Linked DNA regions of Homo sapiens: region 2 is linked to region 1. The links are chromatin loops, found by intact Hi-C in ENCODE. Cell type or tissue: PC-3. All regions are shown on one strand. Links, peaks and the distances in the headings refer to the core of each region. The heading gives the core; the rest is flanking DNA.

Region 1 (5,377 bases), core at 133-5,132:
GCAGGGAAGAAGGGGAGGTATGTCCAGTCTCTGCTGTATGTCAGGATCCCAGAAAAAAAGCATTAGAAGCCTGGGCTCTGGTATCTCTCCACCTGCCAGACCCCACCCACCAGTTCCAAGGAAAGGCAGCCCCAGCAAACGTCTCCACAGGGACTGAGCAAGGCAGATGGCTGGGCTGCTGAGCAGACGGAGGGAGCCCAGGGCTTTCTGTGCTCAAGGCCTGCTCAGAGAAGGTTGGTCTGGACACCCCAACCAGCCAGTTCACCAAGCACTGGCATCTTCCCACAAGAGAAGAAAGGAGGGAAAGATGGAAAAGAAAGAGGGAGGAAAACAAAACAGCCCAAACAGCCCAAATCACTCCTCCCCCAACAGCTGCGTTCAACAAAGGGACATTAAATTAAATTCTTGAGGAAACAGGGCTCAGAGGGTAGGACCATGCCAAGTGAGCCCAGGAACACTTACCACTCTTCGGAACCCAATTAGCCTCCCTTTGGGACACTGGGCTCTTCATTAATCCCTTCTCTGGCTGAAAATGAGGTCCCTGTGCTTTGATCCCCTCTGCCTGCCTGCCAGGGCTCCTGGCTGGGAAATGTCACATCTGCCACTGCTCACACCATTGTCTGAGCTTACAGACCCATGGCTCTCCAGTAGCATAGGCCACGCTGCCAGAAGCCCCTCCAAACACTCACCCAGACTTGAGTGTGGTCCCCAGATACACCCAACATACTCTCTGGGCACCATCAGAGAAAACTCAGACCCAGTACCTGCCATGAAAGAACTTGAGATGGAAGAGGGAGAAAAACTTATACAAAAACCTTTGATATGGCCCATAAAATCTCATCAGAGCCTCTACTTTACTGAGCACTGGCCTAATCCCATTCCCACATGGTCCATAAACACTTTTGTGTCCCTTACCCCACTGGGCCTGTCGCCCTGCTGTCCTGCCCTGATGCAGCTGGAGGCTGGGGGGCTCCAGCCTTCTCCTGAGGATTCCTGTCTAAATGCTCAGCTGCTCTGGAATTCACAGGAGCCCAGGGCATGGGGCCCACCTGGTCTCCTGCTTCCTTCAGGTTGTTGCAGAGCCCCTGTCCTCCCTCGCCTTCTCTACCCCTTTGCTCCCCCTGCCTCGCCTGCAGCTGTCCATGAGCTCTGCTCAGCAAGTCCCAGCTGACCTGGATCTTTCCTTTTTTTCCAGCTAAACAGATATCTGCCTTGCTAATACTGACTGCCTTTCAAAGCATAATTATGATGTGTTGTGTTAAAATCACACTCCAGTAAGGAGCAGGAGACAGGGGAGAGGAATGGATGGGATGAAGAGGGCCAAGAGTCTCTTCCTGTCTCCCGGTGCAGGGATTAAGAGACTGAAGAGGGCATTCTGGGGAAACTGAGGCTCAGAATGGCCCAATAACCTGCCCAAAGCCAGACAGTCTGTAACTGGTGGAGCTAAGATCCTGCTGTTGACTTCATTTGCAGGTGGAGGAGGATGAGAAGGAAGTTTAGGGTGCATCTGCCAGGTCTGGGCAGAGCCTGCCCCAGTTGTGTTCAAGGTCCAGTGTTCAACACCCCCACCCTGGCCCCATGCGGGACTCCAGGGAAAGCCTGGAACCACGCCCCGGGAAAACACACAGGAACTCTGAGGGCTGGGCAGGGAGGGCTGCGGAGCTGCCCAGGACACCTTGCCTGACAAGGGCTCCTGCCATGCAGCTCATTTCAGCATAACACCTGCTTACGACGGCCTGCTCTGCCTGGGGAAGGATATCAGGCCCCGTGGAGGATGCACAGCGAAGCCAGCACGTCCCTGACCTCAAGAAGTTGCCAGCCTCCCGAGGGAGATGGCTGTCGCACGGACTCCCGCACCCACCAGAAGGCCTGCAGGGAGACCTCTGGGGCCGCTTTTCAGTCACGACCTCTATGCTCCACGCCCGTCCTCTGGGCGCCAACTGGTGATGCTGGAGCTGGGACTCTGCCCGCGGCTCCGCTCTGCCAGCCGGGTCTGTGTAGGCTCTGCAGCCCGGGCGCTAGAGCGGCACCTCCAGGCTGGTGCGGGAGGCAGGACTTGCTCTTCCTATTTGCTCCCTGTCCGCTTCCTGCGGGCTTCCTGTTCCTGGGAGCTCGTTGTCTCCCTCCCCAGCCAACAGCCGGCAGTGCCAAACCGGAGCCGCAGCGGAACGCAGCTTGCAGCTTCTCCAACTCTGGCAGAAGCAGTTGCGTCACCCTGTGGCCCAAGAGCCGGCTCAGACCCCTGCTCAGAGGTTGGGATCCCAGGCAAGTGGGCCCTTGTCTGCAGGGCCCCAGCGCCAGCGCGCAGAGACCTCTCCTCAAGTCGGCTCTGCAGGGTCCCTCCGCTGTGTTTCTAAATGTCCCCCTTCGCCCCTTCAGCCACAGAAATAGTAGTAGCTGCCTTCTGCAGTTGCCACTTCTGCTCACCCTGTCAGTCTCTGTCACCCTGATGACTGCAGAGAAGAGTCTGGAGACCAAGATGGACCTCCCAGGACTTACAAAGCAGAGACTTTCACTCCTGCTCTGCTGAAAATCCCCTTCATGCCCTGGCTTTCCTGGACTGTGTCCTCGTTTCAACCTCAGTTTTTTTTGTTGGTTTGTTTGTTTTTGTTTTGTTTTTGAGATGCAGTCTAGCTCTGTCGCCAGGCTGGAGTGCGGTGGCGACATCTCAGTTCACTGCAGGCTCCCCCTCCCGGGTTCAAGCGATTCTCCTGCCTCAGCCTCCTGAGTAGCTGGGACTACAGGCGCCCGCCACCGCGCCTGGCTAATTTTTGTATTTTTAGTGGAGAAGGGGTTTCACCAAGTTGGCCAGGATGGTCTCCATCTCCTGACCTCCTGCTCCGCCCACCTCAGCCTCCCAAAGTGCTGGAATTACAGGCGTGAGCCACCGCGCCCGGCCTCAACCTCAGTTCTTTATAGGAAACTCTCTGTGCCCTCCTTATTGGATGCTGACTGCTGCTGGATCTTTAGTGGGTAGCTAGCCTTTTGATCTCATCCTCAGGATCTTGATGGCCCCCTCTCTGATAGCAGTTGACCTTATTCGTAGAACTGCTCCTCCACATGGCCCATCCCTTAGGATTTGACTTCACTGCCATAGCAGTCCCCTCTGCCCTAACTTGGCCTGAACATGATGTCAGTCCCAGAGGTGGGCCTGTGGCCTAAGGCAGCTGACCACAGCCTTCCCTGGAACCTGTATACTCTGAGCTCTTTCTTTTCCACAGTCACCAACTAGGGTAATTTAAACTGGGTTGTCTGCAGCGGGGCCTCTGCCTCCCACGGCTCCCCGTCCCAGGTTATCCTGTGTGTAGTAGAAAATAATGGTGACCATTCACAGATTGAGAGCTGGCTGCATTGAGGCTGCCATCCGGTCATGCCTGAGGTCCACTCCACCCCTGTCTTTCCCAATTTCTGGAGCCCAAAGCCTCCCTTTGTGTGTAGGCAAGCGTGAGCTGGGTTTCTGTCACGCTCAACAGAGGGAGTCCTGACTGATGTGGCAACGCCCCCCACACCTAGGTCGTCTGGAAACAAGCTGAGTCAGGGCTGGTCTAGTCAGACTCCCTACCTGGTTCTGCAACCTCACCACACAGTCTCCGCCGTGCCACAGTTGCTGCATAGCTTCCTGCTTATGCAATGGCTTTGCCAAGGGCCTAGACACCCAGTCGGGCCTGGCTGAACCAGGGCCAAGTTGAAAAGGCAAAATCCAAGATGGAACTAAGCAACAAAAGAGTCAAGAATCCAGGCCCCTCCCACCCCAGAGCCGTGGGCTTGACGCTGAACCTGAGTCTTCCCCAACCCCCTTGTATGAGGACGTGTGTAGGCGGTAAGTGTTGTGCGACAATAGGATTATATTCATTCCACTTCCTTAATGAGCCAGGCTTCTTTTGGAAATATCAGGCTCCAAAGCTGAGACATATATAATGTTATATATAAATAGAATGAATATAAATAGGCTGGGCACATTGGCTCACGCCTGCAATCCCAGCACTTTGGGAGGCTGAGGCGAGTGGATCACCTGAGGTCAGGAGTTCGAGACCAGCCTGGCCAACATGGTGAAACCTCGTCTCTACTAAAAATACAAAAATTAGTCGGGCATGGTGGCAGGCACCTGTAATCCCAGCTACTCAGGAGGCTGAGTCAGGAGAATGGCTTGAACCCAGGAAGCAGAGGTTGCGGTGAGCCACGATAGTGCCATTGCACTCTAGCCTGGGTGACAAGAGTGAAACTCCATCTCAAAAAAAAAAATGAATATAAATATATATGAATATAAACATATGTAGAGAGAATGAATATAAATAGATATATACATATGCATATGTGCGTGTGTGTCTAGACATATAGATACCTATATACACCCCAGAATATCTTTCCTATTTCTGCAGGAATAGGGTCCCAGGGGCCTCAGAGGCTGTTTAGTCCAGCCCACTCCCCTTCCCTCCCTCCTCCCAGATAAGGAAATTGAGGCTTCCCACCAAATCATGTAGTTGGTGACTCGCCACGTTGGGAGCAGAATCCAGGCCTCCTCTCGAACACATCAGTGTCTGACTGAACTGAAACTGCACACAAGGCAGATGCCTGACAGCTACCACCCTCAGACGTCAGTCTAGCAGGGTTCCCTGCGAGGACCTTAAGGGAGGAGAGGGGCAGCTGGAGGCCCTGAAGTCAATAGGCGTGCAGGGCCGTCCTCTCCTCTGAGGTTTTTTGCGTGGGACTTCCGAAGAGAAGAAGCTTCTCCCAAGTATATTTTCAAAATTCTTCTCTACATCAGACACACGGAAAAAACACAGCCAAAAGGCATCGGTGTGCTGACCCCAGCCCAGGCCCAGCAGGCAGCATGACGCAGGAAAAGGGGCCTGGCCCCAGCTGGCTGGGCAACCTGGGGCAAGTCATTCAGCCTCTTTGGGCTTTTGCTTTCCTATGTGCCACGTAGCGGGAGAGGGCATTCCAGTTCCCTACCCAACCTACTGTCCAAAGCTTTTGTCTCCAACTCTCTCATGCCAAGGCACAGCCCTGACTCTGCCAGCCCCCTGATCAGGGCCTCCCCAGGCAACAATAGGACCATGCCCATCACCGGGTACAAACTTTGTGGAGTTGTTGTGGACAGGGAGTGCCAGGCCTGGGTTTCCCTGGAGAGACACCGACGTGCAGGTACCACACATTTTGACTCCTGTCTTCTAAGTCGTAACACTGCAGCTCCCAGGATTTGCCAATTCAGCCCGGCTGCCCCCACCACGCTACTGATTACAGAACGGTCTAGAGACCAAGATGAACCTCCTGGGACTTAGGAAGCAGGACTGTGAATTCCCTTCATGCCCTGACTCTCCTGTACCTGTGTCCCAATGTCAAGTCTGAGAACCACAGAAACCTAGGAAGTCAGGGC
Region 2 (5,377 bases), core at 307-5,306, 80 kb before region 1:
AATCAAAAAAATCAATGAAGTTAATCACCTGAAATCAGAGTTAAATATCCCAGAAAAAAATCTAAACTATTTTTAACACTATCTGAGCTAGCAACTTTGGTCAATTATAAAATGGTTTAGATTCTTGCAAACATACATACAACAATTTTAGACAAAGTGATCATTAAAACAAATAGAAACTCTTAAGTTATGGAAATTTTATTAGAAAATTATGAATACATAAAAGATATTCTACTAATTATGAGACATTTTCAATTAAGCCACCAAACAATTGCTTATAGAATACAAGATGTTTTAATAATATCAAAAACCAACTGATTCAACATTTGTTAAATTCCAAGTACTTTTCTTTAGCTTTGTAAAATCGTACACTATAGAAGATACTGCCTGATATGGTTTGGCTCTGTGTCCCCACTCAAATCTCATCTTGTAGCTCCCACAATTCCCACATGTTATGGGAGGGACTGGGTGGATGATTAAATCACGGGGGTGGGTCTTTCCCATGATGTTCTGATGATAGTGAATGGGTCTCATGAGATCTGATGGTTTTAAAAACAGGAGTGTCCCTGCACAAGCTCTCTTTCTTTGCCTGCTGCCATCCATGTAAGACGTGACTTGCTCCTCCTTGCCTTCCACCATGATTGTGAGGCCTCCTCAGTCACATGGAACTGCAAGTCCATTAAACCCTTTTTCCTGTATAAATTACCCAGTCTTGGGCACATTTTTATCAACAGCATGAAAACAGACTAATACACTGCTCAATTAATTTTTTGTGTACAAGTTGTCTGAAAAGACTCTCAAATTTACAAAGAAATGTCAATTTACGCCCTACAAAACCAAATTCATGGTGTAGGTATCTTTTGTATCTGTCAAATAAGAATTTCAGCTAAGCATGAAAATTTAGTTTCTAGCATGATAGACAGTGCTCCAGCTATGTTAGATTAAAAATCCAGATTCACTGGAATTCTAAAACAAGAGGCCAATGTTTTCATTTATGAAAATATTTTTCTGTAGCCTTCTAAAGAAGCGTCTATGGGGAGAGTCATACATAGAGGTGTTCTAACCATTCAGTACACATGTGCAAATGTGTGAATTATTGCCAGTTTATGGAAAGGACTAAAAATTAAAAGACAGTAAATTGAATGATCTTGTGTTCTTTACCAATGTCTATAGGTTGAATGGTGGAAGAATTTTAGAAGGATTTGCTGTGCTAATTCCAATTCAAAAATTTTCTTTAACAAAAAGCAATGCTTGCTAAACACTAAATCATCAAAGACAAAATATAGCATTATCACACTGCATATGAATGAGTTAAATTTGAAAGGAAAAGAAAAGCTTATTTGTTACCTAGTTAGTCAGGTATAAAAATTTATGCTAAAATTGATGATAATTTTTACAATAAATATCAATAATAATGATTGTGTATATTTCTAACATGAAGATTTTAATTGAAAGCAATAGCATAATTTAAGTTGACTGCAAAAACTACACGAAAATTTGAAGTATGGGCTGTTGGCATGCTTTGTAGGTAAATTAGTTACTTTTCAATATATGCAATATTTCTTTGAATTCTGTGCTAATAATACTAAGTTGTTCCAGGAGTTAGAGTCATTTAACTCAGACAGAAGTAATTTTGAAACTAATATGTTTTTGCTTCAAAGTTACATTAATTCTTCAAAAAAAGATGAACCAGTTTTTTGATGTAAATATGAATATTAAAGAAAAGTGAATTTTTGATATTTGATTCCATTACTGATAAATTTGTTTTCTTTTTTCTTTATTAACTCTTATTTTAAGTTGAGAGTTACATGTGCAGGTTTGTTATACAGGTAAATTTGCGTCTGGGGGTTTGTTGTACAGATTATTTTTTCACCCATGTATTAAGCCTAATACTCACTGTTATTTTTCCTGATCCTTTCCCTCCTCCCACCGTCCACCCTCCAATAGACCCCAGTGTGTGTTGTTCCCCTCTATGTGTCTATGTGTTCTCATCATTTAGCTCTCGCTTATAAGAAAGAACACGTGGTATTTGGTTTTCTGTTCCTGCATTATTTTTCTAAGGATAATGGCCTCCTACTCCATCCATGTTCCTGCAAAGAACATGATCTTGTTCTTCTTCATGGCTGCATAGTACTCCATGGTGTATATGTACCACATTTTCTTTATCCAGTCTACAATTGATGAGCATTTAGGTTGATTCCATGTCTGCTATTGTGAATAGTGCTGCAATGAATATATGTGTGCATATGTCTTTATAATAGAACAATTTACACTCTCTTAGGTATATACCCAGTAATGGGATTTTGGGATCTTGTAAGTATATTTGAAACAACTTGAATATGTGAGTCTCTGTAAACTTTATGAAATCTAAATACAGATCAAATATTTCCAGGGAAAATTTAGTGCCTAAATTAAGATGTGCTCTAAACATAAAATACACAGTGGATATTCATGACTTTGTTTCAAAAAAAGCAAAATATCTCATCATTAATTTTTTATATTGAGTACATACTGGAATAATAATATTTTGGATCTATTGAATTAAGTGTGTTGTTAAAATTAATTTCTTCTGTTTATTTTTGTTTTCTTAATGTGGCCATCAGAAAACTTAAACTCACATCTGCATCTCATATTCCCGTTCTATTGGATAGCACTAGAGTATGCATCCTTCACTGGGGCTTGTGTCTGAATAGCTACAATATATATTACCACTTGTACCATGCCAGAGATTGTGCTAAGAGCTTCACAAACATATTTAACCTCAAAACAACTCAACCTCAAAACCACACACATTTAACCACAAAACAACAATGAGGTAAGTTTACTGATAGGAAAATTGAGGCTCAAAGATGTTAGGTAATTTGCCCAGGGTCACACATCCAGTAAGTACAACCAGACTTCCAACTCAGAATCCCCAAATCTATGCCTTTAGTCAGAACTGTGGCATCCATTACTCGCCCACTATTGGTGCTTCCATGCAGGAATTCCTTCTCTGCATTTCTCAGGAAATGTATGTTTCCCAAATAGTAAGAAAAATCAATCAAGGAATTGAGAAAATAGAAAAAAAGTATTATAATTCTTTTTTGAGAATCAAAGATCAACAATTAACATAGAAATATTCCTGGTCAAAGGCATCTGCTGATGTCATGTCAAAAGCAAGAGCAAGAAACATTGACACACGAAGTTCAAGGCTAAGGTCAAAATTTCCTGGAACAGGGACAGGAGCACACAGAAGAGAAGTGGCCACAATCTCACTGGCCAGTCTTGCCTGTAGCTACCGTCTTGTCATCAACGTGTGTTCCTGGATTTTCTGCTGCAAACAGTGAGTCACTCCTCCAAATACAATAACTATTACTGTGTTTATATTATAGTAAACATTATGCAAATTCTATGAATGGTATTCAGAGAAAGAACAAGTTTTGGAAACAAAGAAAGTCTTTGAATTGGCAATTCCCACAGATGATTCTGAGAGGCCCTGTTAACCTTGCGAGGAAATCAGATGTTACATTAGTCAATACTACCCAGTGAGGTTCACTGGTGATTTCCAGCATTTGAATATTTCCAGGAAGCTTTAGTTTTTTACACCTACTACCAAAGTGTAAATGCTTTATAAATATTACCAAATACAAATATTTTACAAAGGCTACCAAACTTAATATTTCTTCTTATTTGTTAAATAAAAATTTTTAGATATCCATAGTAATGAAGAAAGAGCATGAAGAATGTTGGAGAATCTTTTTTAAATAACTTATAATTTTGGTAATTCTGGAGAATTCCCAGAAATTCCTATTTTTTTATGCCAAAATCCCAAAGATCAATGTCTGTCAAGAATTTGGAAATAGCTCCTGGCATCTTAGGCCTTTAAGACTGTTCATTGAAGGAAAGAATAAAGGAAGGGACAGGATCCACAGCACTGCGGTATTTCTCGCATGGAAATAGAAGAGAAGGAAAGAGCTAGATACTCTTTGTCTAGATACTAATAAGGTGACTAAACCTATGGCTGTGGGTAGAAAGTGTAGTTGTTTCCATGAAAGGCCTCTGTCTTCTAATGATACAAAATTAGGGTCATTCATTGAGAGGAAGGCAGGAAGTGGCTGGCAGACAGGGCTCCTAAGAGACTTACAAAGGTTTGAAATTACCCCGAGGGAGGATGAGAGTTGCCGTGGAATGCCTGGGAGGTCTTGTGGGTACCAGAGTTCTTAGCTGAAGTCTAAGCACTCACTACAGTAGAGAAAGGAAGCACGCGACAGGCTCCCAGTGCCACAGAACCTTATGGATTTTCTGAGTAGGCCCGGGGTACCCACATCCACACACAAGCACAGCCACACACACGCTCTCATAAACCGCATCTGGAACAGTGTGTGGGTGTCACTAACAAACTGCTATCCAATGTCCACACAGCCCATGGTGTGAGCTATCATGAAAGGGTGAAGTCAGTGTGACCCAGGATGGTCTGCCAGGAAAAAATCCACTGCAAACAGTAGGTGAGGAGAGGAAGACACACTCTAGCAAAAGTGGCATATTGGGCCGGGTGCAGTGGCTCACGCCTATAATCCCAGCACTTTGGGAGGCTGAGGCAGGTGGATCATGAGGGTCAGGAGTTCGAGGCCAGCCTGGCCAACATGGTGAAACCCCGTCTCTACTAAAAATACAAAAATTATCTGGGCATGGTGGTTCATGCCTGTAGTTCCAGCTACTTGGGAGGCTGAGGCAGGAGAGTCGCTTGAACCTGGGAAGTGGAGGTTGCAGTGAGCTGAGATCGCGCCATTGCACTCCAGCCTGGGTAACAGAACGAGACTCTGTCTCAAAAAAAAAAAAAAGTGGTATCTTGGAGCAACTGGATCTCGTGTCAAGAATGATTGTGTTTGAAACTCCTTGACTCACCCTGCATTTCACCCCTTCCCTACAAAACCATGACTACCAGCTCTAGGAGGAACCCAAATTTGGCTCTTCTCAAAAACTAAGAGTCAGGTGGCCTGGTTTCCAGCCTCAGCTATATCACTAGTTTAGTGAGTGACCCTGGGCTTCTCTGAGGTCCAGCGTGATCTTCTGGTTAGTGGGGCATTTCTCTAGGCATGTTTGTGCTCTGTTAGCTTTCTGCCTCAAGAAACAGAGACTTACATATAGTTCTGCACCTGGAAGGACATTCAGAGTCCAAGGTGCCCTTTGTGGGTTCAGTGTACACCTGTGGCAGCTGCAGGGGCTTGCTGTCCTTAGCTCTAGTACTCATGTTACTATAGATGGAGCTAGGTTCCTTCTGTGTGTGTGTGTGTGTGTGTGTGTGTGTGTGTGCATGTGCGTGCACTTCTCCTTGGATGCCTGCTTGCTTCTGTCTCTCATGGACCATTCAGAGAGAGAGAGATAATCTGATTGGCTT

What was found. Peaks named below come from ENCODE experiments on the same cell type or tissue, not always from the same donor. Only the 100,000 strongest peaks of a DNase experiment are listed, where the experiment ranks them.
Region 2: it touches region 1 in a loop (10-fold over the local background); 2 of 110 quality-filtered maps call a loop at or near these places.

What each region holds. Positions count from the first base shown.
Region 1 is chr3:194,983,209-194,988,585 of GRCh38, forward strand. The region is part of intron 3 of LOC105374294 (a long non-coding RNA gene); the gene reads right to left. Among named protein-coding and RNA genes, the nearest start is that of XXYLT1-AS1, 110 kb to the right of the region's middle. RefSeq lists enhancers at 3,099-3,599, 4,892-5,377. In PC-3, for the core only: CTCF peaks have their summits at 2,057 and 2,261; DNase peaks (open chromatin) are centred at 2,093 and 3,563; H3K4me3 peaks cover 735 bases; H3K27ac peaks cover 1,519 bases.
Region 2 is chr3:194,903,077-194,908,453 of GRCh38, forward strand. No RefSeq gene overlaps it. Among named protein-coding and RNA genes, the nearest start is that of LINC01972, 140 kb to the left of the region's middle. In PC-3, for the core only: no CTCF peak of the experiment used is centred there; a DNase peak (open chromatin) is centred at 3,305; H3K27ac peaks cover 1,814 bases.